2 separate regions of the Homo sapiens genome follow, and region 1 is linked to region 2. A link is a loop called in an ENCODE intact Hi-C map of the cell type or tissue named here. Cell type or tissue: MCF 10A. All regions are shown on one strand. Region 1 overlaps RNF217 (ring finger protein 217). Region 2 overlaps RNF217 (ring finger protein 217).

What was found. Hi-C counts contacts between places; a loop is a spot of excess contacts. Peaks named below come from ENCODE experiments on the same cell type or tissue, not always from the same donor. Only the 100,000 strongest peaks of a DNase experiment are listed, where the experiment ranks them.
Region 1: a loop joins it to region 2, with 2.8 times the contacts of the local background. A loop is called at or near these places in 2 of 110 quality-filtered maps.

Annotation. Positions count from the first base shown.
Region 1 is chr6:125,049,342-125,051,841 of GRCh38, forward strand. The region is part of intron 2 of RNF217 (ring finger protein 217); the gene reads left to right. Among named protein-coding and RNA genes, the nearest start is that of RNF217-AS1, 88 kb to the left of the region's middle. In MCF 10A, no CTCF peak of the experiment used is centred here; a DNase peak (open chromatin) is centred at 1,550.
Region 2 is chr6:124,994,610-124,997,109 of GRCh38, forward strand. All of the region lies in intron 1 of RNF217 (ring finger protein 217), which reads left to right. Among named protein-coding and RNA genes, the nearest start is that of RNF217-AS1, 33 kb to the left of the region's middle. In MCF 10A, no CTCF peak of the experiment used is centred here; a DNase peak (open chromatin) is centred at 1,522.

The DNA.
Region 1 (2,500 bases), 55 kb after region 2:
GGGAGTCCAGGTCCAAGTTTACTTCATTTACTGCTGATAACCTGTGTCAAGCCTATGTCTGATAGAGGGTGCACTCAAAATATATTTGTTGAAGGATTCATTTAAGAGTAAACACATTAAGCCTTGAGGTGTTGGATTTACCAAGGTTGAAAAGGCAGGTCAGAGCACTGCTTTCACACTGGAATTAAACTCTCAGCCTGTCACACACTAGCTCTGTCACCTTGAGTATCGTTTCCACGTCTTTAACTGGGGATAGTAATAGTACCTATGTCATAAGAATGTAGTAAGAATTAAATGAAATCACACATATAAATTACTTAGCACCACATATGACACATACTGGAAAGTATTATGATTGTTATTATTATTAGGCAAAGAGAGCAGAATGAGCAACCCTGGGTATTGAGAAGGGCATGGGGGAGTAAAAAAGAATATAGTTGAAAGAAAACATGGGGTGAGTGGTGGACAATGGGCAGAAAGGAGGGGTAAAATTGACTATGTCTGGAAGAGGAGGAGCAGGTTTGGGAAATGGAAAATTAGTTCAGTTTGAAATATGTTGATAGTGTTAAGTTTGAAGACCCTTTAGGGCATCAAAGAGATGTCCAGAAAACATGACTCAGGAGTGATTTGGTGGAAGTCATCAATATTGGGGGCAGTGAAGGGGATTGTCATTGAACTTACGAAAATGAAAAAAATATTCTTTGGGAGGTAGAGGAGGTGATAGCAGTTCTTTATGGAAGAGAGGAGAGATGTGTAAAGGATTAAAAGTAGTTATTTTACTCATACAGGTTTTACTGAGGTAGGTGCAATTCTGGGTTTCATTCTTATTCCAAGTGCAGACTGAATAAATGATCCCCCTTTTCATATCGATTTGGAGAAAGAGTTGAAGGTCATGCTTATCAACATGTTAGAGAACACGTTAGAGGTAATTCTTTTGATGGTTTTCTTCAGACAAGACTAATAATCCCCATTCTTCTTCCCACAAATGTTAAGCAGAATCTTGATAATTTATACAATGGCACTTTTGATGCATCTTTCACCCCAGGTGAAAGAAAAAAGCCAATAAAATTCCCTGGAGAAACTCTGTCTGTGTGCTTACCTTATCTCTCTAGCTGTCTTTTTTTCTTTCTTATAAACCCTCTGAGTAGAAATTACATTTTATAAACACTACACAAATATTTTCTCATGTGGTAAAAGAATTTTCTAAGGGCTTTAAGAATACAGTCAAATCAATCGGTTGTTGCGAACTGGTGTACTTTAAAACGTGCTTAACCTTCCTCCTGGTAAAGATAACTTGAGAACTGTTTCCCATATATAAGAATGTGTAAAGCTTTCCCATGAACGTGTAATGAGTATGCTGCTTTGTTCTGGTTTTCCCTGACACCATCACTTTAAGTTGACAGTGTTTACAAATGGAGAATCTAGTTGTGCGTCTTCCCTGCAAGGTTAGGGTAGCTTACAACACACACTGATTTCTCTTGGGATTAATGTATCACTCATGTCAGGAGCCCATAGAAAAAAAGTGTAGTTTCTTAAATGGTTGTTGTTGGCATAGATTTATGAGACAGTTAAAGTCGTCTAGCCCTGTTGATAGACGCCAGTGTAAACAAAGTGTGTGTTACATACATTACCCTTGAAAAAACATATAACACTCAGCTATGATGCAAGCCTACTAAATTATGTTAGCATTTCTTTCTTCAGTTACTAATGGAGTGTTTTGCTAAGGCTGTTCTTTGTTTGCTTTTTTGATGCATAAATTAGACACAATATTTTTAGAGGTTTTTAACTTGTGCTTGAACTTCTAACAGCCAAATGTTGGAATTTATCTGATATTTTAGCCTACACTTCACCTAAAAAAACAAACTATAGTAATAATCAAATCTTGCAGCTAGGATAAATTGACCTGCACTGGTACTAAGAACTGTTTTCCCTTTATCCTATTGTCATTGGGTCTTTAGCACAATGAACAAGTGAAGAATCGTCTCTCTCTGATGGCCCCCGAGATCGTGTGTTAAAGTAGGCCAAGTGTGGTGTTCCTTATAAAATGGTCTGGAAGATATTCTGAAAGAAGTGAAGTGAAGACCTTACATTTCTTATCTACCACCCTCTGTGCTACTACCTTTCCATATTTACTTACTTAGATTTGTAAGAGAATCTACTGGGGCTGTCTACACAGTGCACGGATCCCCTCTACAATATGCCTACCAGTTGGCCATGCAGACTCTGAACACTGCTTTTGTTAAGGAACTTGTTAATAGAATCATTCCTTTCCATTTTCAAAAACCTCAGATTTGAAATAATTCATTGTTACCTTTAGGCTGAGGTATGCTTCCCTCCTGCCTTCACTTATTGGTCACAGAGAATATTCCCATTTCCTTATGTACACTTAACACAGTGGACCTCTTGCTACTTTATGTGGGTACCTCTTGTGAGCTGTTATCCTGATTCTGTTGTGTTCAGAACAGGACATCTTGTTCAAAACAGGATGATACCACATTTT
Region 2 (2,500 bases):
TTACTAGCATGATGTTAGGTAGATACAAAAGTTTCTACAACCTGCTTTTTGTATATATCCTCAAACTACTACATCCTGAGCTGCCCAAGTGTTTTCTTTTGTGCTAGTAAGTGCTACTTTAGGCAGTTGTATGGCATTATATTTCCAACTATGCTTTCATCTTTTTTAGGAGTAAGAATTATACTTGAAAAACTGTACACCTGTTACTTGAGCCTGAATTTTATAGCTCCGTGGCTGACTGTTGGCAGGCTCTGGGATTTGGAGCTTACCATCTAAAAGAGATAGTACTGAGAAAGTTGAGGTATACTACGAGAATTTTTTATGATCCAGGAATAGACAACTTTGTAAATTCAGGCTACTAATATTGTGTAAAAATGGGATGTTACGTATCCAAGTATTAACCTAAGGATAATTTATAGTTCTATTAAGAAAAATTAAAACAAGATTATTTCTCATTGTTGACTATATTTGTACCCTTGAGTAGGGAGATGTTTGTGGTTTGTCAGTTATTTATACCACCACCTTCTTCATCCATATTTTATTAAAAGTTAGTGTACTTTTATTGCCTCTAATCTCTTTTACAGATTTTATTTTGTGAAATATTATACATACAAAAGAATATAACACATGGTTATAGTTTTAAAAACAATAATAAAATGAAAGCTCACATAAAAAATAGAACAGTAACAATATTGAAGGCCATCCTGGTGCCATCCAAAACACACTGTGCACTCTGATTCAGAGCTAAACAATGTCCTGGATTTTATTGAATTATTTATTAATTTAGTTTCATTACAAATGTATGCATCCCTAAACACTGTTGCTTAGTTGTGCACATTTTTAATCACTTTTATAAAAATGAAAACATTCTTTGTATGTTTTTTATAGGACTTTTACTTTATTCAAAGTTAACATTTTGAGATTCTTTTATATGAGACAGCAATTTGTTCATTTTTCATTGTTGTTTTGGAGTTTGTTGTATGAATATAACCCGATTTACTTACACTTTGCCTATTGAAAAACATTTGGAGGGCGGGTGCTGTGGCTCATGCCTGTAATCCCAGCACTTTGGGAGGTCGAGGTGGGTGGATCACCTGAGGTCAGGAGTTCGAGACCAGCCTGACCAACATGGCAAAACCCCATCTCTACTAAAATTACAAAAATTAGCTGGGCGTGGTGATGGACTTCTGTAATCCCAGCTACTCGGGAAGCTGAGCTAGGAGAATCATGTGAACCCAGGAGGTGGAGGTTGCAGTGAGCCGAGATCGTGTCATTGCACTCCAGCCTGGGTGATGAGCAAGACTCTTGTCTCAAAAAAGAAAAAGAATCAAGAAAAGAAAAACATTTGGAATATTTCTGGGTTTTTTTTTTCTATTTCTCTTACAGACTATGTACATGTATAGGAATTTTTCCAGATTTTTTAAATCTGGGAAAGGTTTTGTTGCTTCACAAGGCCATGAATCTTTAACCTGGCTTGGTATTGCCAAATTGTTTTCCAAAGTGGTTGTGCCAGTTGATACTCGCTCCACAGCTGATGAAAGTTCCCATTGCTCCATAACCTCAACAGTACTTCATCGTATATTTAAGTGTTTTGCCAGTCTGCAGGGTATGAATAAACATCTCATGATTTTGTGTGTTCATTACCCTCATTTATAATTAGCTTGAGCTTTTTTTATTTTTGAAGATTTTTAATTTTGAAGATTTTTTTAATTTTTGAAGATAATTTATGTTTTCTCTGATGTGCTTTTTCTTATCTTTAGCCCATTTTTCTGTTTCTTGGGTTGTCTCTTACTGATTGATAGGAGTTCTATTTTTTATACCCTCAATACTAATCTTTTGTTAGTTAAATGTGTGTTGTGGATATCTTCTACCAATTCATGGTTTTCTTTTTCTATTTTTATGATGTCTTTTATGAAGAGTTTTAATTATCTTTAATCCATTGCAATCTGAATTCTGTCCCCACAGCTCTGTTGACATTGGCTCTTGAAGGCAAACTTCATAATGAGGGGAAGAGTCAAGTTTTGTGTAACCTGAAGCATATACAGTGTGAGCATACTCTTTAAGACTAAGTTATGAATATAAAGTTAGATGCAAAAGTAAATGATTACAATGAGACTATAAGTCACAACAATTACAAATTTTAAAAGCTACCAAATACTACAAATATTGCAGTTTTAAAATATAACATTCCTCTTAACTGCCTTGTATATCTTTATATTACTTATCTATTTTTTACTATATAAAGCCTGATTACCTTTGTATAATGAAAATTTTGTAATGTAATTTTGAAAGTTGGAGTATAAAAATGATCCGTATTTTCTTTAAATCATCTTAATATGGTTTAGTATTGACAGTGGAGATGCATAAAATATGTTCCTCTTCACACAGACTTGTTTGTAGCACTCCTGCAAGTTTAGGTTCTACAAACACGGACGTGCTGGTAGAGTCTATTTTTTCATCATTTCTGTCAAAAAAGAATTTATTTTCTGTTTTGGTCCGG